3 separate regions of the Homo sapiens genome follow, and regions 1 and 3 are each linked to region 2. A link is a loop called in an ENCODE intact Hi-C map of the cell type or tissue named here. Cell type or tissue: dorsolateral prefrontal cortex. All regions are shown on one strand. Each heading gives the region's core, and the rest is flanking DNA. Links, peaks and the distances in the headings are about the cores only.

Region 1 (10,556 bases), core at 4,218-9,217, 170 kb before region 2:
AGGGCGCAAGAAGAAAGCTAATGGGGTAGGGAAAACTCTGTATCCTGATTGGGGTGTTGATTTCACGGATGTGTACATTGATCAATATTCAAGCCTTGTATAGGTAAGATCTGTACATTTCACTATATGGACATTTTACTTCCTCCCCAACCCCCTTTAAAAAGCTGAGGAACTTTCAGGGGATTCACTCCAACCTTTAGTTTTAGAGAGGTCCCTGAGAGCCACAGAAGGCAAGGAGTCTGCCTAGGGTCACGCGGCAAGTTGGGGCAGGCATAGCCCCTTCCCCTCCCAACTCTCCCAATCTGTCCACTGAACTGCACCCACCTGAGATTCCATTCTCCTTACTTTCTGAGGTTCCCGACCGGGGAAAGAGGAGGGAAGGAAGACAGAAGGAAGTGATGGAGCAAAAGATGGACCCCCAATCAGGGTTGGCCACAGAGCTAGGGAGAGGCCTCTGCACCCGGACCTTCTTCCTGGTATTAGGAGATTCCAGTGCCGCCGCAGGGCCCAGAAGGGGTGTAGGAGGCGTGGCCGCAGCCCCACCCTAGACCCCAGGGCCGGGCAGGAAGATGCGTCTGCGCGTGCGGGCAGGTGTAGGGGGCGAGGAGGTGGGGAGCGGTAGGAAGGGGAAGCAGCGAGGGGAGAGGCTGCCGAGCCGAGCCTCCGCGGACCCGCTCGCCCCTAAATCACGCAGCCGCATGAATAATAAATAAGGACCGCTCGGATCCTTAACAGTAGTCGCATGTCTTATTAAACTAATATTTCACAAACTTTTATTCTCCCTGTGGTTGGAGGTCGGGAGCGAAGCCCCCCGCCCCCTACCCCGCTGGCTCTGCACAGCCTGGGGCGGACCCTGGATGGGAGGAGCTCAGCGCGCCCGGCAGGGCCCTGGAGGGGGACACCTCTCGCCCCCGTCTCCCCTGTGGGTTCCTTCTTTCAACTCACGTGGCCCTGGTTCCTCCCCTGTGCCAGGCCCTGCCCAGAGGATACAGATGGGTCCACCCCGCTCCCTCTCAAGGAGCCCCCTGGGCCCGGGACGGGGAGACAGACCCTTAAACCAACCGTGTCCGTGAGAGGGCCCAGGGCTGGAACACAGTGCGGCGCAGGGGGCTTGCTGGTGGGGAGCGGAGGGGCGCAGGGGAGGTCTCGCCCGGGAACCCTAAGCAGAGCACCCAGGGGTTAGCGTGGAAACTCTGTCCTGTGGAAGGCGCCGCAGCGCAGGGCCTGGCAGCCTCGCGACACAGACCTGATGTGAACCTTGCCTCCACCACCAGCCGTGTGGCCTTGGGAGGACAAGGGACAAGACCCTGAGAGGAGCATGCTATGTAAGAAGCCAGGAGGGGCACTGGAGACCCAGAGGGTTCACCTCGGAGTCAGAAGGGTGGGGGGCTTTGGGAAGGCCAGGGCCCAGAGTAGGGGCGGTCCAACTGGGTCCATGCTCTTCTCCTTAGCAAAAGATGTGTTTTCCTTGAAGATCTGGGCTCCAATCCTGGCCCCGTCCCTCATCTGTGAAAGCAGTCACAGAATCCACCTTGCAGGGCTGGTGAGGGAACAGTGTGAGATGGAAGCCCGTGTGGGTGCCAGTGGGTATCCATTCCCATTGCTTCCCCAAAAACCACAGCCTTCTGCTGTGCCCCCACTCCCCAGAGGCTCTGATGGGCTGCACCTGGTCCGGGAGGTCTCCTCCTCCTGCCCTTCTGTGCCTTCCTTAGCTCCATGCTGCATCCTCCTTGCCTTCCCCAGGGACCTACACTCGCCAGGTGCCAGGCTGTGTGCTGGCACCGGAGCTCTGGGCTGGGTGCAGACAGTGATCTCTGCCCTGAGGAGCTCCCAGTCTTCCCAGTCTGATGGAAGAAGCAGCCACGAAGGCCCAGCATCACCATGCAGGGGTGAAGCAATGCTGGGCAGGCACACTGGCTCTTCCAGGCACCCCATTCTCTCTGGTGGTTCTGACCCCCAGGCCTGCCTGCCCACCCTGACTCTATCTCTGGCCAGACCACACTTCTGAGCATCAGTCATGTTCAGGGGCCTCCCGAACACAATATCTCCCAGGCTCCTCCAACTCCACACAGTCACCACTGAATTGCCCATCTGCCTCTTGGCCTTGACCCTCAGCCAAGCTGCCTTCACCCCTTAGGAGTGGCAGCACCACTCCTCCATTAATGGGGTCCCAAACCAGCGATCAGATCTGGTTTCTCCTTCCCCCACCCCAAACCCATGCAGTCAACTCAAATTCAGCTAGGCCTGCCTGCAAACTGGCTTCAAACCTTTCCTCTCCTCTCCACCTTCCCCACTGTGCTATGCTGGCCTTCCCTCCATCCCCCCAGGCTGGTTCCCCAGACCCTTCGCAGGTCTTCCTGCCTCCACACTCCCCCAATCCCATCCATCTAACACCCACCATCAGGGTAATCCTCCAGCTGCTCAAGCATAACCTCAGAAGGCTTCTGTGGGTCTCCACTACTCACAAAATAAACCCAGGCTCGTTAACCTGGTGTTCAACGCTTTTCTGCCAACAGCTAGTATCCACTCCTTATTCCGCACATAATTCCCTCCACCTCCTTCCCCACCCTCACACATACACTGGCTCAGCCACCCATCCTCTACTGTGTCCTTGGAGACCCATAAGGTGGGAAAACAACAACGGCAAAAACGAGTTAACTGCCCTGCTCAGTAATAATAGTATTGTATGAGTTTCACTAGCTCAGTTAAGACTCCAGAATGAGGCCAGGTGCAGTGGTTCATGCCTGTAATCCCGACATTTTGGGAGGCCAAGGTGGGAGGATCACTTGAGCCCAGTAGTTTGAGATGAGCCTGGACAATATAGCGAGACTTCTTGTCTACAAAAAAAAAATGAAAAATTAGCCAAGCATGGTGGTGCATGCCCGTAGTCCCAGCTACTTGGAAGGCTGAAATGGGAGGATTGCTTAAGCTCAGAAGGTTGAGGCTGCAGTGAGCCCAGATTGTATCACTGCACTCCAGCCTGGGTGACAGAGCAAGACCTTGTCTAAAAAAAATCTAGAATGGACTATAAAGGGATGTTCTAAGAGCATCTAAAAAGAAGAAGTGGTAAATCCAGGAGAGCAATGGGGTTGCTAGGAAAAGGCCACATCAGGCTCATGCCTGTAATCCCAGAACTTTGGGAGGCCGAGGTGGGAGGATGACTTGAGGTCAGGAGTTCGAGACCGGCCTGGCCAACATGGCAAAACCCCGTCTCTGCTAAAAATACAAAAATTAGCCGGGCGTGGTGGCAGTTGCCTGTAATCCCAGCTATTGGGGAGACTGAGACAGGAAAATCACTTGAACCCGGGAGGTGGATGTTGCAGTGAGCCAAGATCATGCCACTGCACTCTAGCCTGGGCAACAGAGCAAGACTCTGTCTCAAAAAAAACAAAAAAACAAAAAAACAAAAAAACAAGAAAAGAAAAGACCACATCAGATTGGTCCATGTCCTTGTCCACAGGGTGACCAGCCCAACAGGTCAGAGAAGTGAGGCTGTAAGATGGGATCTAGGGTCCTGTGAAGTGCATGGTGAGATCCCCAGGACATGCTCAGGCAAGATGGGGAAATGTGGGATGGACAAAGACACAAGCAAATAACCCCACGACTACAGCCAATGTCCACGGGTGGGTGGGGGTGGGATCTCCACGGAGTGCCCCAGGCTCCATCCTGTTCAGCTGTATTTCACTTCCTTGTGCACGAAGGTAGAGGTGGCACCTTCGCAGGTCCCACAGAGTGTGAGCAAGAGAGCTCCGCTGGGTCCAGAGCCCAGGCAAGGAGAGAGGAGCCCGGTCGTGTCAAGGCAATGTGTCCAGGACCCATAGGGGCTCTCATATTTGAGTCCTAGACACGGAAAGGAGAGAGTCTCAGGCTACCCAGGGTGTGTGGGAAAAGGGGCCATGGTGGGGGGAGAGGGAGGGGCCACTAAAGGGGCTTTTCCTCTGCTGCTAAGCACTTTCCTTGCAGGCTCTGTGACACAGGACGAAAGTGGGGCTCCCGCAGGTTGCAGCACCTGTGCATGGTCACCTGGTCGATGAGCAGCAGGGCCAGAGCACCAACCCAGGATGTGCCGCTGTTCTAGGCTGCCTCCCATCTGGGCAGCAGCCTCCACAGCCTACAGACTAGCAGGGTTCATGGTTTTTTTCTACCTGGAACAGATCACAGAGTTGGAAGGGAGAGGAGTCACCCCCTCAGCCCTGGGGCAGCCCCCAGCACTCTCCAAGAACCCCGGGGCTCTGGGCAGCAGAGTTTGAGCACTGGGTCTAGGGTGAAGTGAACAGCCCAGGTGGCTGGTTTTGCCTCTGTGAGAGCAGCCCAGGAGAGCAGCCAGCCGAGGAGCTGCCTGAAGCTGGAGGGGCCAGGCTGGCTGACCAAGGAGAAGCATCGGGAGCAGCCGAGAGGGGCTGCACCTGATGCTGGGGGCAGGAGGGGGCTGCGAAGAGCTCCCTGTTGCTGACTGCCCACCTCTGCAGGGCTGATTGGAGGGGGGAGTAGAGGGAGCTGGGGGGTAGCACATAAAGGCTGATTCTGAGGAAGGACCTTCTCGGAGTTAGAGTTCTGCAAGGATGAGTGAGTTTCCCATCCCTGGAGATGGCCAACTGGGTGAACCCTGCGGGGAGAAATTACAGAGGGAATCCAGGCATTGCTGGACACACTGGGCCTTCGAGGGTCCTTGCAACCTGGAAATTCTGTGATGCTGTTGCATAAGCTGTTCCCACCATCTGGAATATGCCGTTTCCTCGAATTCCACCTCCACACTCAAGTCAAACCTTTCCTCTTGCAGGGTGTCTCCCCAAAGCCACCCGTCGTCCCTCATCTCATTTTCTCTGGCTCATGCGTTGTAAACTAGACACCCTATGGAACAGAAGAGAGTCAAATCAAATGCAATTGCAGGAAATTGACTAGAACCAGGGAAAACAATAGCACACACTTGTATAGCACCCACTAGTACCAGGCACTGATCCCCAAGTACACAGACATGGACCTGTTTAACCCTCACAACCATGATTGGCATAGGTATCGTGTTGGCGCCATGTTCCAGATGAGGGCAGCTGGAGACCAGGAGGAGAAGTGACCTGCCTAAGGCAATGCAGCCAGGGCCAGGGGAAGAGCTGGGATTTGAACCCAGGCAGTCTGGCTCCGGAGTCCATACTCTGAATCACTGCCTCGAGGCTGTCAGGACGATAACATGAGCCAATGCTATGAGAACACAGAGCAGAGCCGGCACTTAGTAGGCACTCGGCACTCCCGAGGCCCGTCTCCCTTTGTCTCTGCCCCTGAGTGTGCCCACCACTGTCCCTGCCCTGCCCAGCTCTGCCGCTCCCTGCTGCTCATCCTCTCTGGCTTTGTCTAGCTCTCCCTGCCCCTGTGTGTCACTCTATGTCTGCCTCCCTGTTCTTCTCCCTCCCCTGCCCTGTCTTTTGCTCTGTGTCCTTGTCTGTCCTTCTGTCCTCTCTGTGTCTTCCTGTCCCTTTCCCACCAGCCCCCACCGCGTGGACCCCGCTGACTCGTGCTTCTGCTTTCCCCGTATCCCTGGCGCCTCTCATCATCAACGCGTCCTTTGTCTTTACAAGCCGGCCTGGTCTCTCTCCATCTCTCCCTCCATTTACGAGCCTGTGTGTTAGTGGACAGGGCAGCCGATGGAGGCCACTCACTAGTGACCCATCTCTGTGATCACCTCATTATTTATCACCAGGGACGCCAGTGTTTCCATAAATTACCCCGACCTGGAGCTGCCCGCGCTGGAATCAATAGTCGCCTCTCACCTAATACCCAATTATTAATAATCACGGGGTGAAGGGTGGCCAGACATGGCCAGACATGGCACTCCAGGTTCTTGCCTGGCAGGGGGAGGGGCGGGCTGGGAGGGTGCTGGACCCCATGCTGCAAGATGCCAGCACAGGGCAAGAGGCAGGGCCTGGAGAAGGACAGGGTCCCCACATTCTCTCTAGGACTGGGCGATAAAATCTGAGCCATGGTTCCACCCTGAGGGCAGAGGGAGACACAGAGCCCCATCTTTAGGGTCCTCTAGTCTGAGGACAGGAGACCTGGCCAAGCAGTGAAGTCTGCCCTTTTAGGACCCACCGGGGCCCCTAGCCATAAGGGTGCACCTTCCCCAGAGAGGAGAGCTTCATCCTGCGGGCAGACGAAAGACTACCAGAGGCAGGTGCTAGAGTGGGGCTTTGGTTCCACCACGGCACGGGGGTCAAGAGGTGATTTTCCAGCCCTGCCCCCCGGCCCTGCAACACACACTTGGAGCCCTGCAGGTACATCTGGGTAAAGATCTGAACCTGCAGGAGCTGGTGCTTGGTGGGGTGGAGGCATGGCAGGAAGGACAGGAGGAGGAGCAGGACACCTTAAGGGGATCTACACCTGCTGGAGCCCGAGGCTGGGGGCTGGGGAGCGAATCAGAACAGCTGTCCATACACATGATGGTGGGAGAGGCAAGGCCAGCGGAGGGAGGCCAAGCCCTCAGTGTATCCTGATACCCAGATATACACACGCGCTCAACCACTGACTCTCCCTTCACTGCACCAGAGGTTCAATGGACGGACACACACACACACAGAAACACACCTCACATGCACAAACCAGCGGCATGAAAACACTTTTGCACCGAAGGCATTCTTACAAAGCAGACAGTTACATACACACACACATGGACACCTGCATAGAGTCACTGATAAACACAGATGCGTGAGGGCACCCACACACACCCACACGCAGAAATACAAGTGCATGTTTAGGCCTATGCACACATACACCCCAGATATCCCCCACACACACAAACACACAGGCACCTACACACGCTGACACAATGCACACTTGCAGCCCATCCTGCGCGCACACCCTTTTGTGCACACAGTGTGCACATGCAGCGACGCGGCCTCTAAGGGCATCTTGCGGAGTGAGGCTGAGGCTTCGTTCAACTCCTCCAGAGCCCAGTCGGTTCCAACACTGCCACCATGTGGCCTCAGGTGCACAGTGCACAGGCCATGAGGCTGGAACACCCGGCCGGTGGGGAGGAGGTCTGGCCCCAAATCTTGGGTCCCTCCATCTAGTTGAGCCGGACTGCCATTTGGCCACTTCCCAGTGAAACCGAACACAGTCCTGGAGAACTGGGTCAGACTGTGTGACAGCTGGAGCCTGCTACTGTGTGCCATTGCTGTCCATCCAGCAGGGCTGGCACCATGGCCTGTCTTTGCAACCCATGGCTGGTGACACGTGGTAGGCAGGCGGCCCCCATGTTAGTGTAGACTTGGTGCGAAGTTGTTTAAACTCTCCCAGAGAGACTGGGGTTTAATCCTGACCTGCAATGTAATCATTAGTTCACCCATCACAGTATCGAGGCTGTAATCTGTGTCGGTGTATGATGCTAGGTTGAAATTATGGTGAGCAACAGACAGTTGCCTCTCCTAAATGTCAGGGGGCCCAACACTGAAGAGATAACACAACAAATATTTATCAGGTTACACCATAGAAAACTGACATTGGTGTAGGTCTAAAATGGTCAACCACTGGCAGAGTATTCACGCAAGATCCTTTGATTCACCCTAATGATGGCAAGTGTCATACGGTTACAGAACAGGGCAGTGGGGCTTAACCTGGGGTTGGAATGGCAGGGAAGGCTTCCTTGAGAGGAACTTGACTCTAAGCTGAACTTGAAAGGGTGAGTAGTGATGAAGTTGCTCACAGGGTGGGAAGAGCTGTGCAAAGGCCCTGAGGCAGGAGAGAACTAGCATATTGTGGAAACTGAGAGAAAGCCAGTGTGCTTAGAACCCAGCACCAAAGGTGAGGGGCGTGAGTAAAGCCAGAAGGATTGGAGAACCAGGAGCTCCAGGCAGGATCCAAAGTTTAGGGCTTGGGATTATTTAGTACTTGGGACTTTTTTCCTCCCAACAGCACCAGGGAGAGGCTCGCTGAAGAAGAGTGTAAGCATGGGAATGTCATACTCAGCTTGGTGATTTCAAAAGCCCACTCTGGCTGCAGAGTGGAGAAGGACTGAGTGATGGGGTGGGGAGTACAAGCTGTTACCCACATCCAGGTGAGAGATGGCAGTGGGGAGAAGTGCACAGAGCCAAGATCTTGGTCCAGCTGCTCTCTGAGTCCAGGTTTTGTCCTCTGTAAAGTGGGCTGTAATTTCTACCTTGCAATGAGGATGAAGTAAGAAAATGAATATAAAGCACTTGGTAGGTGCCTGGCACATAAGGAGTACTCAGCAAATGGCAGCTGTGATTCCTCATCTTATCATCTTATTATTAGAAAGCACAGAGGACCTGTCCCCCTGCCCTCGCTGTGGGCTTCCAGTGGTCTGTGCCACTCGGGGCCAAGCTCACAGATGGCGCCCAGAGCTCGTGGAGGCACAGATGTTCTCGCTTTTGTTCTCAGAGGCCCTGGAGCCCTCAGGTGCCCCCATGCTCCTCAATTTACACTCAAGGTCTCCCCAGGCATAAGCACTCTTAGGGAATTGGTGCCTGGGAGGACCTTGCCAAGGTTTTCTCTCCTCCTAGATACTGCAAGGAGCTGAGGCAGACACCCAGCCACACAGGCCTGCCAAGGACGTTCATGATCTTGTAGAGATGGGGAAACTGAGGCTCGGGACAGTACATCACACACTGAGTAGCAGTGCTGGGATTTGAGACCACCCTGACTCCCAAAACTGTGCTTTTTAATTTTTTGATCCGAGGTTCAGAAACTTGAGTTAATCACACATCTCAGTTCCCGGCAGACTATTCATGCAGGATCCGTCTCCTGACTTGTTATTACTAAAAAATCGATACATGTCAATCATTCCCAGAGCCTTATTTTGTACCCGGCTCAGTGACAGGGCCCGCGCGGGTGCATCCACAGGTGGTTCAGCGGCAGGTCCTATCCTTGGGGAGCATGTGAGCTGGTGACAGTCAACTCTGGGCAAAGAACTTCCACTCTCCTGGCCGGAAGTGCTGATTTAAGGAATTTATCCAAGAAAAACAAGGACGAGGGTCTATAAAGGTGTTTGCATCAGACTAATAATAAAGATTTCATGCCCTTCAGTGAGGAATAAATGCATTATGATATATCAGTCCAGTGGAACATTATGTATCTATTAAAACTGGTGGCAAGAGCGTTCCTTTATTGATGTGGAAAGATGGCTACACTTTGTTATTCAGATTTTTAAAAAAATAGGTCATATAACAGTATTCATAGAGATTTCCATTTTGAAAAACATAGATAATACATGCATATATTTTCTTTATTCTAAGATGCACATTTTTTAACATTTGAACATTTCTAAAATCAGGATGTGCATTGCAATTAATGGATATGTTTAATGCATAGTTCTTTTCTCCAAAAGAGCCGTGTAATTAAATCAGTGATGCATCCCCCAGTCAGTGTTGTCCCAGAATCAAGAAAAACATATATATACGTACACACATAGGACAAATTCCAGAAAGACAGCAACCAAAATGCTAAAAGTCATTAAATCTAGGTGATTTCCACTTTCTTCATCAACCTTCTGTACTGTCTGGGTTTTATAAACTGAACACGAATTATTTTTATAATTAGAAAAAAATCCCCCATTTCCATATTGAAAAACAAAACAAAGTCTCAGGTCAAAAAAAGTCCAAGCTTCTCATACACAGCAGGCCAGAATACTCGCTAAACAGAGCCCCAGAAGCAGGGGACGGGAACCAAGGGGACTTGGCAGCCTGGTTGTAAAGGAGCTGGGCTTCCTAACACAGGAGGGATCTGGGTAGATGGGGAACAGGTTTAGACCCTGCAAGCCGAGGAGACAGTCTAAAAGGAGGCCTGGGGATCCAGAGCATTCCCTTAGGGTCTGGAGGGAAATAGTGTGACCGAGGCCAGGCAGATGGCAGTGGTGGTAGTTAGAATAACAACCCTAGCTGACATTTATTGAGTGCTTACTCTGTGCTGGGTACTGCTCTAAGCATTTCATACGCATTTCCTTATCGTAACAGACTGCCTTGTATCCCCGCAAGATGCATATGTTGATGTCCTAACCCCCAGTGTCTTAGAGTGTGATCGCATCTGGAGATAAGGTCTTTAAAGAGGTGATAAGGTTGAAATGAAATCACTAGGGTGGACCCTAATCCAGTATAAGTGGAGACTTTATAAGAAGAGGAGATTAGGACACACACATCAACAGACAGAAGAACAGGCAAAAGCACAAGGAGGAGAAGACGGCCATCCACAAGCCAGGAAGAGAGACCTCAGAAGGAACCAACCCCTGCTGGCACCTTGACCTCAGCCTTCTAGCCTTCAGAAGAGTGAGAAAATACATTTCTGTTGTTTAAGACCCCCAATCTGTTGCTCTTCGTGATGACAGCCCTAGCAAACTAATATACTTCCTTACCCCACAACAACCCCGTGGGGGTGGTTGTTTCAGTTATCTCTTGCTGCGTAACAAGCTGCCCCAACACTTTGTAGCTCAAGATATCAATAATAATTTGCTTTGCTCTGGAGCTTGGCAAGGTCAGCTTATCTACACTCTGCATTGCTGGGCAGACGACATTCAGGATGGCTCATGCATGTGACTCACATGACAAGCTGGTGCTGTG
Region 2 (5,000 bases), core at 1-5,000:
GCGTGTTCTGCAGGCTTCTAAAATTGCAGATTATGCAACTTAAAATTGGCTCCCTATTCAAAAGAGCTGCTAGCTACACACAGACACGTGCTGTATAGCCATGGGGTTGGGATCACTGGCCTTAAGGTCAAATTCCTTCTCTGTCTTGGCCAGCAACTCATTTGAAACCCAGGAGGGTAGGTGAGTTCTTATATTCTTCATTTTCATATAATTTCTTTTTCCAATGAGCTATAAAGTAAGAAATGGGTAGTTTGGGTATGAGAGAATAGTGAGGAGTTTTTCAGGAAATGCTAGTTTTAACAATTGTCTCCGCAAAGAAACTTGGGTGAGCCAACTGTTTGCTCTGCAACTGATTTCAGTCATAACAGAGGTAGTAACAGTCTCTACACTTTCTGCAAAAAGAATCCTGTCAAATAAAAATCCTGTGCATCACTAGGAGTAAACTAAGGGCAAGGAACAAACAGCACTGATGGATTAAGCTTGAGAAAGGGATTGCAAAAGTAAATAAAACAAGAACGGTGAGGCAGCAACACTTAGGGATTGACATAACGTAAATGAGAATGGATCTCCAAGCTTCCACGTGGGTGAATAGAGATGAACAAAATCTGTCAGGAACCGGACAGAAGAGTCACCAGTAGGTCTTCCTGGGCCATCCACAATACAGCCTGCCCTCCGGGACATACCACCAGCTCTCTGTACTCTGTTCCTCTGTGCCAAGCCTCCGTCTCACTTGGAAGAATGTGCTGTAATGAGGCTCCAAAGCCCTGAGGACTCTGTCCTCTGGGACATCCCCCTATAAAGACAATCTGGTCCTTCTCATGACAGTTTCACAAACCAAGAGTGGTATTTAAACTTAACTACCCCTGGAATTGCCTGAAACTTTAGAAGTAGTTTTCAGTTTCATTTGGCATAAAAAGATAGGAATCTCTAATAAGCCTCCCAGAGTTGCAGGGTGAACAGTTGAGTCTCTGTTGGGTTCAAGAGTGTGAGGTTCGCACTGCCCATCAGCACTTGTTCCTCACTTCTGAGCCAGAGCGCTGTCAGCTCCGCCCTGGAGGGCACTGCTGAGGGTCACTGTCTCCTGTGCTCAAGGCTATATCAGGTGTGTCACCTGTGCTGGGGAGTCAGCTAAGTCCATCACCTGTGTGTCGGGGTCCTCCATCACCTGTGCTGAGGCCCATCACTTGTACTTGGAGCAGCTCAAGTGTGGGCTCCTTGCAGAGGCTGGAAAGCCCCCACAGGAGCAGTTGCCCTGAAGTTGTTACAGCTGCTCCCTGCTGACATCATGTGGTCTAGAAGGGCCCAGAAATGGGCACCACCTCAGGCAGGTTTTGACTTTCTGTGGTTAAAGAAAGAACACCAGTTCTCTCAGATAAAGCAGAGAGAGCTCTCAGAAGCCTGCTGGTGACTGTGAGAGCAAAGTCACTTGCACCTGAAGCAAGACAGCCGAGAACACCGAGCCACCGGCAGCCTGGTGGGTTTGGAGGGTAGTGCGTCAGAACCAGATGTTTATAAGGCTTATGTATTTTATCACCTCTGCTGTACAGTTTATGGTTTACAATGGCTGCAAGGAAATCGGATCAGTTTTGTTTTACTTGCCAAATAAAACAAATGTCAAAATAGTCAATATAAAATGTATTCTAATTTGGCTGAGTTAAGTCAGCCAATATGCAACAGGATAATTGAATGTTCATTAGTGCTTCCAAGTAAAAGCCATTTGTCTGTCCCAAGTTCTCCTGTGCGGTAATTTACAGGTAGGATGCACACCTATGTAAGCCTCATCCATCAGGGTTTTTTGGTTTTTGTGGGGTTTTTTTGTGTGTTGTTTTCCTATCCAGTATCTTTGATTTATTTTAAAATGAAATGTTGATTATTCATTCAAATTTTCCATTGAAGACCTAGGAAAGGATGAGTATGCTGTTTTATTCCTTGAGGCTTCAGGTCTCTACACTCTCCAGAGGAGGAATCTGATCACCTCCCCTCTGGTGGGGAGCAGTGGCTGGGGCTTGTGCTCCGAGTGCTGGGGGTCTACCAGGAGCCTATAGGGTAAGGCAGGCCCCTCAGTGGGGCCTGCAGGGCTGCACACCAGCTCCGGGATTTCCTGTCTTCCCTTTCCCAGCCAGAGCCCCAGACATTAACGTGCGCTGGCAGCCTCCTCCTCCCCTGGCTTCTGCGCCTTTGCTCCCGGTGCTCCCTGCACATGAGGTGTGTTTGACAGGTCTCAGCGCAGAGGACTTCTCTCCCGGGAAGCCCTCCCAGAGGCTCCTGGGCTGGGCCTGTGCTGGGTCTTCTTCTGTGAGCGCTTCCGGGGCATCTCGAGCCCGTGTGGTGGTGAGGGCATGTGGTGAGCCTCCGAGGAGCTCCCCAGCGCCTACCTGAATCCAGGCACGAATTCAGTTTCACCATAAATGCGTCCCTGGCAACCCCTCCAGACTACTCCCTGGTCCCTGAGCACTGCGCGGGTCTTTTCCTATGGCGAGAGTAATCCAGGCTTGTAGAAAATTGGCAGAATGTAGAAAGTATGAAAAAACAGGAATTCCATTTCCCACGAGCAGATGCTTATAACCTTTTGTTATATTTCCCTCAAGTCTTTTTCTTGTGTACTTTTTACATAGGTGATATCATATCGTGTAATAGCAAGTCTGCATCTTGCTACTCTTTTCTCAGGTAGCCTTAACCATAAACCTGAGAACCACGTCCAGTGCGGTCTTTGTGTGGCGTGGATCGGGCCTCTGGGAGCGCGGTGACGCAGCGCCCTCTACTGCCCAGCCGTGGCGGTGGCGGGGAATGCGGTTCTGAGCCGGAGCTAGTGGCAGGCTCTTTCGCCGCAGAGCCCTGGCCCAGGCCAGCCAGGAGGACCTAGGAAGCGGTGGGTCACAGATCTTGCTGCCTTCTTGAGTCTGTATTCCTCTCCAAAGCCAAAACCATGTGCTCCGCCTCCATTTCTTGTGTCATCGCTCAGATTTCAAAGAATTTCCTGCCATTTTTTGGAATGCCGTTCATTCCCAGCTTTACTTCAGACAAAGGTGGATCTTTGCACCGTCTGTAGGCCATCACCTGAGGACCTCGTGGTTCTAGCAGCACTGCCTTCTCTGTCCAAAAGCAGGAACTGCCTCTAGAAGCAGGAGCTTCCCGCAGAAGCTCCGTTATTGCAGAAAATGCTGTGGTGTCACCGGCTTTGGAGTTGTCCTTTTGGAGCAGGCAGGTCCCCAGGGAGAGGGATGCTCCTGGGCTGTATCCAGTGAGTTGGTGGCTAAGGTGGTAGAAGGTAGCTTGGCAGAGCTCCTCTCCCTCATACAGTGATGCTTCATCTCACATACAGACATCGCCACACACATCTCTTGACTGTCTTCTAGTGAAGAAGGGCAGCCACTTCTTCTGGGACCCAGAGCCTCTCCATATCTCTGGCCGCAGGCGCTCCATCCCCTGCCTGCCTATGTCATGCACGTCGATCAACAGGAGAGAGCTGGCCTGGGGACGGAGGCACAGTCCCATCTCTGTGGCCCTCTTTGGGGCTGGGCCCAGCTTTGTGAGTCAGCCTTGGGCATGTGATCAGATGGTGGGGTTTCTGATTCAGCTCTGTGATGCTGTCTGGGGCAGGGGGCCAAGAGAGGAAACACCTTCCTGGCCTCTATCAGAGCAGCCCCTCCACCGTCTGTCACATGCAGGGCGTCACCTGTTTCTGCTGGGAAGAAGAGGTTCCGCTGCTGCTGGGACAGAGGTTGGGAAGAGCCCCAGGAGGCAGGTGGGCTCACAACCGCTGGAGCACCAGAAGTCCCCAGTGTGATAAGGGAATGGCTCTGTGTCGACCCAGGAGGAGTCCCCTGGTGGGCTGCAGCCCTCTAGCTCAGCAAGCAGCAGAACCATGGCTTGATAAAGACATCAGAGGCATGCTTATCAAATTTGCAGATGATGCAGAGTCATTAGGGTGAGCTGACGTGCTGAATGATAGAATCAATACTCTGCATCTCCTCTACAGCCAGAACAACCTGCTGGAGCCATGGGAGGCGATGGGCGCAGGCGGAGAGGGCCCCCGAGGTTCAAAAATCCATCACACAGGAGCCAAACTGAGGCCTGGCTTAGCAGCTAAGTGTGTGAAATGGCGGGGGTCGGAGCGTGGGTGTGTGGAGTACAGCCTGGTGTGCACAGCGGGAGGCCCTGAGTGGAGTCCTGCTCCTGGGGCGTGTGCACTGCCTCACACCACCAGGCAGAGGTTACCCAAATCCAGTGTCAAGTTTGAGGAATCCAGTTTGGAGCTGAGTAGAGACAGGCCAGCCTGCTGCAGATGTCTTAAGGGTCAATGGCAGGAGAGAAAGTAGAAGTGTTTCCAGGTGGGGATGGAGGGGTGGAGAGATGGCTGGGGGCTCCAGAAGGCAGAATTAGGTCAGGTGGACTGAAGTTACAAGGAGATAGATTTAGGCTTAACACTTTAAAAAAATCAGTAAAGACAGCTTCCCCAAGGTGAAAATTCTGTGGCATCAAGAAGCTGACCTGAGGGGTGATGCGCTCCCAGATGCTAGGGGTGGTCAGACGGCATTTGGATCCTTCAGACTGCAGGAGAACTAGAGCAATCAGTGTTTCTTAAGCCGTATTTAAGGAACTTGTCATATTCCCTCTCCCCACCTACAGAAATTCAGGTTCGGCAGAACTACGTGTTAGGGTCACAGACACCTTGTCCAGAGAACTTCAGGGCCCTGCAGTGGGCAGGGAGGGCACAGAGCAGTGGGCCTTGGTTTCAGAGGTCCTCAAGCCGTCGTCGATGCTGCTTCTGTATCTGACTTGCAGCCATTGCCTTCCTCCACTCACCAGTGCCGAGGTCAGAGGAGGAGGTATGGATAGTGGAGAGTTGCTGCTGTGCAGCCTCCCTGAGAGGGAAGGCTCAGAGGGGCCTCCCACAACGTCCGGGGCCCTCCCTTGGTGATGCGGACACCGTGTCTCCGTCCAGGGTAGGCAGGCATGAGCTGACGATGGGTGGTATTCTGTCCCTTTCAGAGTCTGTC
Region 3 (10,556 bases), core at 3,315-8,314, 510 kb before region 2:
ATCTATAGTTGTCTACAAGAGTTTTAAGTTCAAGTGCCAAAATGTTGTGTTGCATATGGTGATTATCTAAGTTTATTGGTTGCCATAACTCAAATGAGTATAATTGTTTTTGGCTTGATAACAGTGACATTAGAAACAGGAGCTTTTATGCATTCATAGGTTCTGTTGGCATGAGCCATGATGCAACTTTTAGAAACAATTCATCCAGGTTTGCAATTATGAAGCAGATAATGTGATTGTCTAGAAACTGAGAGAATTTCAATCAAGAACAACAAAACCTATACTCTCTTGGTTGAGGAGTTAATTACTTTATTACTAGTTGCCTTTCCCAGTTAAGCAATGGGTAGTACACATTATACAGGAAATATTCATTGACTACATTCTCCAAATGTAGGAAAGACTGAGACTGTAAAAATTTTAAATCATTCACACTAAATGCCAACAAACACTAGTGTTGAAGAATCTAAAAAGAGTGTTTTATAAACAAGCAAAGCAACCACTCCATAGAGAGCAGCACTTCCCTGTAAGTACCTTGTAAGAGATGTTTATCCTTTATTTGGGGATGCATAACTTCTTTCATCATCTATGGGGAATTAAAAACATCATATGGCTATTGTATACCTAGATAAAAGCATGTAGAGAGAAGTATCATTATGACTTTCAATGTATTTTCATAATTAATTACAAATTTGAGCATGAGAAATATCTTCATTTGCCCATTGAATGATAATGTTTATCATTCATTTTTCTCTTTGAACTTCAGGGCACAACAAGAAGTTGGGCACACAAATTCAGCTTAGGTCAACTGTTAAAGTAACCCAGATTATGAATCTGTTACAGTCATACAGCTATTATAATAAGTAGGGTGCTCCTTGATACCAGCACAACTCTTGGGAAAAGGATGCATTTGTCAGATAAAGTAGATAAAAATACATACATAGTATTGTTTTTATAAAGGTCTGTCATATAGTTGGAGATATTTGTAATGACTTCACCTTTTGTCCTAGAAAGGAAATTTAGTTTTTCTTTCCTTTATGGTTTGTGATCATAAATATTTAGGGCAATAGGCTATTTAGGTTATTAAATGCTAAATATGCAAAGCCTCTTTTTTCAAGAATATCTTTTCTTGTAAGACCAAATTGGTAGAGAGTGAAGTTATATGTACATATATAGATTATTCCCGTCTGTACTTCTGGTTCACTTTAAAGAGGAAGTAAGTCACAATATCCTAATAATGGTCTTGATTTTATAAATGATTTTTCCCCTTGAAATAAGCAACACATTCATTTTAATATGTAGAATCAGTTTGCTAGCAGGGCGACAGTTTAAAAAGGCTTCCAACTGTGACACAAGTGCAACCATATTGCTTCCTATTACTCGCGAAGGTAGTTGTTTAGAAGAGAGAATGTTCTCCCTGGAAATGTTTAAAGTGCTGTAATTTTATTTAGGATAATGAGGATTTATAACCATTTTGCCATATGAAAACCTGCCTTTAGACAGAGTGAAATAGGCTGTTTTGGTTATTGAACGTTCTTAACTGTAGGGGATGTGTGTGTGTGTGTGTGTGTTAGTTTTACAGCAATAAGTGTTTACATTGGGGATTGTGCTGGTTTATTCTATATGTTGGCCTGTGTTAAATATTAAAATATTAAATGATACCATTTAGGTTTGGCCCATGTAAATGTTTACATTTCTTTGTACATGGGATTTCTCTGTATTGAAATGTAACTAAACAGAAAGTCTTTGTTCTTGTTTATAAAAATAATGTTAATAGTGACTGCTAGGTATCCCTGGGGCCCTGAGTCTTTGCAACTTTGCTCATGTAAGTTGTACTGGAGGAAGTTATTTTGAGTGATGGGTAGATAGTGCATGGGGAAACAGTTGTGATTAAAAAGTGTATAGCAGGATCTATGTTTTTAATATTAAGTGTGACATTAATGTAGTGTATATTATCATTAAAAACTATTCTAGAAAATGTAAATTTGACTTATTTTGTTAATGCTATATTCTATAGCACTGTCTCAAAACCCACTGTGGAATAGTTTATATAGGCCTCTGCCTCTGATATGGGAGGGGGAAGAAAGGAACACAACAGTTAAGAGATTTTTATCAGGTTTTTATCTCCTCACTGAAAATCTTAGTTCTCAAAACATTTCTAATTTCCCTCATTTGAAGGTTCAAACAGTTTCAAATTACTGCCCATGGATTGTTCTTGACATCCCGAATGGTAAATTTGAGCTGTGGAAATGCTGGAATGTGTTTTTGTGCTTTTCCTGAACAAGGGAATTCAACGGGTAAATTACAGTCATTTACTGGGAGTGTAATTTACTGAGAGCCTTTAGGCAAATGCAGGAGAAAGGACAGCAGCAGAACGGAAAAAACCAGCATAAAAACTGTTTTGTGTATTTTTTCCCTTTTCTCATTAAGTATTTATTCACATAAGAGTTTTATGAATTAATGGATGGTCCTACAATTAAGACAGATAACCTTTATTCATTTTTACCACTGATAGATCAAGTATTGAGATAGTGACTGCTGTGTGAAAATTACAACTTGAACAACATTTCTGAAAAATTTTTTTATTTTGCATTTAAATCCATGTTTGCCTTATTGAAGATTTTAAAGAGACATTACTCTGTCTTCAGAATGATTATAGACTTCACTAATTTAGATTTTCACTATACAGCAGTTCATATAATAAAAGTTTTTAATTTTTTTGGTGGACAAATTAGTAAAAAGGCTTTTCATACTTTGGTCTTGGAAAAATACTATTCTACTTTTGTCACATATCATGGAAGAATCTCATTTTAAGAAGAAGACAACCCAGACCATTTTGGTTGTATGCACAGCTTTCAACCAACACAAGATAAATAACCCAGCCATTTTATTAAATTGTTGAAGAGAAATTTTATGAAATTGTCAACTAATTCTTTATAATATAAATATATAAACATTTGTGGCAATTCTTATAAACAGTTCTGACCAATTCCTTTCATGAAAAGCAGTGTGCTCTGTAGTAATTGCTAAGCAAACAGAAAGCTGTGTTGCAAAGTGGTTTTGTATAGCATATTGTAATTTGACACTTAAGTTGTGCCCTGCATTACCCTGTGTCATAATTGATGGCTAAAGAAAAGCACACGCTATGCTAATCATTTGTTAGAATAGCTTGTTAAATTGTGGTTGCCAATTTAAAATAAACTATGGAATGCTGACTGTATTTTAAGGTTTTGTAGCCTACAGTTTTAAACAGACATTTTGAAGCTGTTTTTTAACTTTATGTTGCGTATGCACAATTCTGCCTTTGCACACAAGGTCAGCATGTTTGCCAGTTTAACAACATATTATCAAGAACAGAATCAGTGAGCTGCAGGTTTCACATCAGTATCTCAAGGGACTTTTCTGTGTATTTTTGTTTTTTGTGTATTGATCCTAAATTTGGTATCTTTTTAAAAACAGTAAAATTGATATACATGAGATTTTAAGTTCTTAAAAGTAAAAAGTTCCAGAATTAGAAAGCTAATTTAGTTGTTATTAGAAAGTAAGGGTAAATTTATCTCATGTTTATCAAGCATAGTGTCTGGACATAAAGCAGCATTTGTTAATATAGAAGTTATTAACTACAAAATGCCAATAAGAATTTTACTGCAGTAAAATGAGATTCAGGAGATAGATTACTGTGCATAATCAGCTTGTGAATTCTCATTTCTTAAGTGCAAATGTGTGATGAATCAGTTATATCATGTAAAGAGAGAGGAATCCAAACTTGGTGTGAATGTTGACTTACATGATAAGTGTAATAGATAGACTTCTACTACTAGTAAAAGAACTGAAGCATGGTGAGGAATATGTGCATTTAGACGTAAAAGAAATGTTACCTCTGTGGAGAAAAATGATTTAATGTGGGTTATTCATTTTTAAGAGATTAAAAATGACTTGAATATAATACCTTTAATTTGTAATAATGGTCTGACGGGCTGCTTCCTGTCTAAAGTAAACCTTTTGATCGGCATGTCCATTTTGATCTCTTCTGTCGTGTAGTGTACTGAATTATTTTCAGTTATTGTACCTATATTTAATTAAGCCAGTAAAGACATGCAGATGGATTTAGCTCTCAATCATTTAGTAGACAAATACGTGTAAGGTTATTCTGTAGCATACAATTGACCCTTTGTATGGAGGAATTCCTTGAGAACATTCAGGATTAAGTCACTCTGCTGTAGGAGAGGAGAGGCGGCATACATGCTTTACCAGAAACAGATGCTCTCACTTGATGGCATTTTTTTGGGAGGGATACGATTTGATATTTCTTTTTTTTTTTTTGGCCGTTTGTTTTCTAATGTATTTCCTCTCCTAGATTGGGTACAAACTTAGTAAAGTTTTGGACTTGATTACTTACTCATTATAAAAACAGCATTAATGAAACTGGTAATTAATTTGTTCATAAATTTATAATGCCCTGTTTCAGTCTAAATGAATTCTAGTAACTGTTTATATTTGAGATATAAATTCTTAATTTTTAAAATAATTTTTATGGCAGGCCAATATAGTAGTCTGGACTGGAAAGTGTAAGCAGGATTGGGTGCTAATTTAGGTCAGGCTGCATTCAGATTTGGGAAGTCACCTTTTCAGCTCCTTTGGAAAAGAGGACACATCCAATATGGAATATTCTGGATGATTATGAGTATGAAGTGAAAATGTTTTTCCAAAAATGTACATTTTTGGGTGTAAAATATGCTTTGGGAATTTACTCTTTTGACTTTTAGGTATTCTCACCCACAGCAGGTTATGAAAGGGAAAAGTCAGTGACCACGTATTACAATAAAATGGCCTTAACGTAATTTGGAAGTGGATAACAGCCCTATACACCAGACACCTTATTGCAAGGCTCTTAGCATCCCCAGGAACGTAGGCCTTAATTTCAGTTAAGTGTGGGTTCGCCCACATCCCCGTGGTTTCTTGGAATAACTCACTGACCCGTGGAGAGCTGTCTCCTGGTCCGGGCCTTTCCCTCTCTGGCTGTGGGCTGTTGAAGGGCGTCTGCACACGTGGGGAGCAGGGGCGCTTGCACACGCACGGGCCGAGCCACGGCTCGCTTGGCAGTGCACACACGCAGCGGCCTCGCCCCTTTCCTCCGGTCCCGAGTTCTGCATAAAGATGTGTTAGAAATCTCGTTCCTAAAGGATCTAGAACGATAAATAATGGATGTATGGGAGCTCGGTTTAAGCTCGAATTTTCTTTCCTCAGTAGTTTTTGTTCTCAGTCACCTTGATGAAACAATCTTGAAGCCGCTCCGCTCTCAGTGGCATTTGCAATGAGTCCCTGACAGGCTGATTTTCCACCCCTGTTGTGATGCTGCTTTCTCTAGTTAATATTCCTGTGTAAGTGTCGCACAAAAGTAAACCCAAAGAGCCCGCACATGACACGGAGGCTGCTCCATTTACATTAATTATGCAGTCAGGGCGGTGAGAATTCGCTGTCAGCCAGCAGGGCGGGGGCGCGCCGCGGCGGGGAGCGGGGCCGGGCCGCGGGGCCTCCCGGCGCGAACGCGGGAGGGGGAGCCGGATCGCCGTCCGCCGCTCCGCGGCTCCGCGCTGCGAGAACAATGGGCGCGCCCGACGCCCGCCCGCGCTCGCGCTGCCCGGCGCGCCCCGAAAGCCGCGGGGCAGAGCGCCCTGAGCGGTCCCCCGCGCCGGCGGCCCCGGCTGCGCCCCGCTGTAGCAGCTGACCTTAGCCGGCTGCGGCCGAGAGAACGCGCGTTGCCCGCCGACCTTGTGCCCTGGGGTCAGCACCCACTGCAAGTCAGAACCTCTCCGTGGTCCCAAAGTTAGTGCTTTTCCAATCCAAACCAGAAACTTGATTTGAGGCCTGGCGATGGTAGAGGATGCATTTTCTTGATTTCAAACATCTGGGCTGCTGCCGACTCCGGTTTCTCAGAGGAGGACTGCATAACCACCATGTGAACATTTTCAACAGATAGGAAAAAATTCCCAACCAGCTTCAAAACAATGGTGGTTGAGAAAAAAATAACTAAGCCTTCACCATAAGTATGAAACATCATCTGGGAGGTTTTCCCACGGTAATTGGCTCTGAAGTATCCTAACTTAATGGTTGTGTTTTTCAACGGGAGACTGAATTCCAAAGGGAATTCCACAGGGAATTTAAATGTACAAACATTTTTTGAGTACCTACTATGTCCTAGGTGATGGGAAATTATTACCTCATTATTACTGGTTGGAAAACATTCCAGAAAACCAAAATTATTGCTCTTTCCAGGATTTAAATACGGACACCATAGAAAGATTGCTGTTGTCACCACTGCCTTCCCCCATCCCACCCCCAGTGACTTGGCTCTAGTCAAGAAATATTGGGGATGGTGGGGAGGATAAATGTGCTTTCTCTATTCTTTTTATACTTTTAAAGAATATCAGCAAAGATTATTGTGCAGTATTTCTACAATGTAGTGTATGCATCTAATTGTGTGGGAGTAGAATTGTATGTTTGCAAGGAATGACTAGCCAAATATCAGAGCCAGCAGAACAACAGAGCACTGAGATTTGAAAAGATTAAAAAAAGAAGCCTTGCCCCTTTTTAGATTAACAAAACAGTTCCATGGTAATATTTTGTGCTTTTCTTTAAAATAAAGGATTGTGTGCACAGCATTTAATGAGTAAATCCTGTCAAATTTGGCCAGGAGCAATCACACTGAAAATTTTTCCAAAAGGAACTAGGCCATCCTTTCAAGGCCATGTGTAGTTGCCAACCATGATAACATTTAGCTCTGTCCTAGCCAAAGTCATAATTTCTGAAGAAACCAGTCTAGTACCTTTATCTTTTTCTTTCTTTCTATGTATGAAATAGATAACATGTATTACTTTAAAAATGTTTACTCTTTTCTGACGTTTGTACTATGCACTGGTTCCAAAAATGAACTATTTTCAAAAACAAATGACATTTGCTTCCTTGGCCTATAAGGAAAACATTGATCTTTCCCATATAATACATATTTTAGAAGTCACTTTTAAGTACTTACAATTTATTATTATAGATAACCGTTTATTTTCTCAAGTGAAATATATAAAGATGCAACTATCTAAAATGAATGCCAAATCATTAGAAGTTGATATCTGACCATTTGTGACTTAGAAAATGGCAGTTCCGTGAGGTTCAGTCAAATGGACAGTATTGGTAACAGGAAAATGAAATGAAAAAGCAGAGAGGAAAGTACTTAGGTACTTACAGCCATTGTGTAAAAATGTATGGATGTACAAAAGATTGCAATGTGATGTTACACAAATAGAATAAAATGTTTATAGAGTTAATTTTTTCTCCTACTACGTTGCTTGAACTCACAATGAAAGAAAAATTCAAAAGTTTGTTTTCTTTTAAGCCTTAGGAAAAACATCTCTATTCTTTAAAAATGACAAAGTTAAAAACATATACCAAATTTAGCCATTTAACCATGAGCCCTTGGAATTTTAACCATGTGTATCTATGTATCATTATCTGTACATATCCTAAGTATGTAGTCCCAGAATTTTGTATTTTGACTCTGTTTCTATTCTATTTAAGAGTTAAGGGACTACTATTATGTGCATTTCATCTTTAATTTTACCCGTATGTAAAGGGAGCTTCCGAAATTAGGCCTACCTGTTCAATCAGCATTTTATTTTATTTTATTAATTTTTTTGAGACGGAGTCTCACTCTGTCCCCAAGGCTGGATGCATTGGCGTGATCTCGGCTCACTGCAACCTCTGTCTCCCAGATTCAAGCAATTCTCCTGCCCCGGCCTCCCGAGTAGCTGGGATTACAGGCACTTACCACCATGCCCGGCTAATTTTTGTATTTTTTTTAGTAGAGATGAGGTTTCACTATGTTGGTCAGGCTGATCTCCAACTCCTGACTTCAAGTGATTTGCCCACCAAGGCCTCCCAAAGTGCTGGGATTAGAGGCATGAGCCACCACTCCTGGCCTCAATCAGCATTTTAATTGGAACTGTATTTACAACTATGGCTCAACTTTTTTTCTACCCATTCAGAACAGTTTGTATCGTAATATCATTTACATAATGGTTTGCTTTTGATGCTATCATCTGTGAGATTTTTATCTCTGAGATAAATTTCCAAAATAAGTTAATTTTTAAAATCAGAAAGCAGAAGTGATAAATTATGAATATATTTATTTTAAAAATATTTAAATAAGATACCCACCAAAAAAATCATATTCTTACATGGTATCATTAGCTTTGACATCACTGTATGGTGCCAGATTATAGTGATATGAAGCTTATGATACTATTTCACATTTTTATGCACTAAATAAAACCTGCCCTGTGTTTTATTACAAAGTAGGTGGCCTGAAGGAAAAATATATGTATTCTTTCCTTTTGGTATAAAATATGCATTTGGGCTTCTCATTTCATCCCCAATCTGTGTTATTCCTTAAAAATGCAGAACTGCCTGAAGTCCTCTTTAATATTTAATTCAACAACTTTTTAATCTGTCATTATGCTGTGATGAAGTAAGCATCAAGTGTCGCTGAAAGAGATTAAATTATACTTGGAAATAGGAATTGAAATGATTTAGGTTTGGAGGCTGAATATTTGCTTTGCACAAGTAATAATAATAGTAGCTTGGGTGAAGAAGGGCTTTGGTTTGGCTTTAATGTCTTTGCCTCGCTGTGCTCCCCTGTGGCTCCCCCTGATTTACGCTAGCATTACAGAGCTTTATTTTATTTAAATGGAGGTAGAAAGTGGAAATTACTACACTACAATACATTAATTACTCCATACTATTTCTTTGTACTGATTTCCCTTTTTTCTGTAAACATCATAAACAATGGTGCAACCTACCCAATGGATAGCAGCTGTAAGCAATCCTGTAGTTCTTGTTAACAAGCTTATTTTAGAGAGGAAAAGCAGTAATAATTAATATCAGTCTATACCAATAGTGAGAAGCAAAGAACATTTATGCTTTCCCTTTCATAGGGAATGATGTCCTACATAAGAATAAGTTGTGACAGTATATGTTAATATTTTAACTGTTGCATTTTACTTCTTGCTTTTAAAATCGAGACTTTAATCTGTGGACTCTTTTGCACTTAGAGACAAAGGTATAAACTTTCAGACTTCTTAGGGGTTCTTGAGTTGCTCAACAGGTGATGAATAAAGGCTAAACTCTTTGGAGTACTACTGGGCTGTGCATATCTTCAGATCTTCTGTCATCTGGAAATCTATCCAGTGGCTTCTGGCTGCCCAGGCTACACGAGGCCAAAGCAATCAGTGTTTAGTGGAGAAAACTAATTGAGAAATTATTTGATCAAATACACAGAAGAGCCCCATGTGATTGTTTGAAAGAATGCTGTATTTCATTTTTATTGTAATGCATGTGCATTGGTGGCTTATATGTATACTCTGGCTCTGTCTGTAATGAATGTCTTCAAAACATACCTTCATTTGTCATGATTTGGCATGTTGATGGTCCTTTTCAGAATAAGCCTGAAAATAGATGAAAATCTTGATGTGCAGCACACCTGTTAGAACATTCACGCTTAGGAATCCAGTGTATCTGTATTTCAGATGTGCACTTCCCTAGCATTATGGCTTATCATAGAACAATAATAAAGAGAAAGGGCCTCCTCCTTACTTTTTCAAAACATTCTAAGTGAGATACAAACTTACTGCAGTAGGTTCAGAGTGATCTATTAACTCCTCAGATTAAAAAAAAAAAGTAAAGCTGGCAAAATGTTTTTAAGCTCACAGTTTTTGTTACCTGTTTCTATTATATATCACCATGGCTACATATAGTTGCACAAAGCATAAAACACTTGAAAAAGTACAAAAGGCATTTTGTAAATAGTATATTTTTTACAGAAACTATTTTTTGTTGGCAGCTTGAATTAATTTTATACCCTGCATGATTGGATATCCTGAATATTCACTTATTTACTTTGTCAGTGAATACCCAAGCCATAGAAGGTGGGACAACTGTGTGAGCAGCATTCATTAAATACTCACTTCCATTAAATATTTGAAAATAAAGTTCTGTTGTTTTCGACAGTAAATTACTTTGTTGTAGTTTATAAATATATACTTAGAGAACTGAGTCCATAGATTTATGATTTAATGTTTTGATCTAGGATAACCTTTTAAAATAAATCCATTTTTTAACAGTTGGTCTCTGTTTGCCCACATAATGTTATTCCTATTAAGATATGCATTTGTTAACATGTGCCTGTTTTTTTTGCTCTAGCACAAGACTAGTTGCTTTTCTGAAACCTAGTGTGCTTGTAGGGTAAAGTAAATGCATGTCTTTGTAGAAGAATAAATAAAAAGAGCAACCTGAGTCAATAAGTGGGTTCAATTCATGCCTACAGCCATGGCGGACAGCTCATTTTGTAGATGTGGGTGTTTTGTTTACATTTATAATGCAGCTTTATTTAATGCTGACAGATATAGCTTGTGGCAAATGATAGTCAGAATGTATGAGCAGTCATAATGCTTCTGTCTTCTTATAGTGTGCTGCTGAAAATAAGCAGTTCACCTCTGTTTTTATTGAGG

Evidence for each region. Peaks named below come from ENCODE experiments on the same cell type or tissue, not always from the same donor. Only the 100,000 strongest peaks of a DNase experiment are listed, where the experiment ranks them.
Region 1: it touches region 2 in a loop (5-fold over the local background); 11 of 110 quality-filtered maps call a loop at or near these places.
Region 3: a loop joins it to region 2, with 2.4 times the contacts of the local background. A loop is called at or near these places in 2 of 110 quality-filtered maps.

What each region holds. Positions count from the first base shown.
Region 1 is chr9:126,222,089-126,232,644 of GRCh38, forward strand. It overlaps LOC105376275 (a long non-coding RNA gene), which reads right to left. Exons shown (of 3, transcript XR_930357.1): 2 at 4,677-4,851; 3 at 4,001-4,145. Among named protein-coding and RNA genes, the nearest start is that of MVB12B, 99 kb to the right of the region's middle. RefSeq lists a silencer at 6,993-7,072. In dorsolateral prefrontal cortex, for the core only: CTCF peaks have their summits at 6,967 (motif pointing left) and 7,167; DNase peaks (open chromatin) are centred at 5,567 and 6,953.
Region 2 is chr9:126,395,908-126,400,907 of GRCh38, forward strand. The region is part of intron 6 of MVB12B (multivesicular body subunit 12B); the gene reads left to right. Among named protein-coding and RNA genes, the nearest start is that of NRON, 12 kb to the right of the region's middle. RefSeq lists a silencer at 2,662-2,721. In dorsolateral prefrontal cortex, for the core only: CTCF peaks have their summits at 2,767 (motif pointing left) and 2,966; DNase peaks (open chromatin) are centred at 2,774 and 3,514; H3K27ac peaks cover 5,000 bases.
Region 3 is chr9:125,884,252-125,894,807 of GRCh38, forward strand. All of the region lies in intron 2 of PBX3 (PBX homeobox 3), which reads left to right. Among named protein-coding and RNA genes, the nearest start is that of PBX3, 140 kb to the left of the region's middle. RefSeq lists an enhancer at 1-567 and a silencer at 5,481-5,700. In dorsolateral prefrontal cortex, for the core only: no CTCF peak of the experiment used is centred there; DNase peaks (open chromatin) are centred at 5,030, 5,480 and 5,750; H3K4me3 peaks cover 1,568 bases; H3K27ac peaks cover 2,048 bases.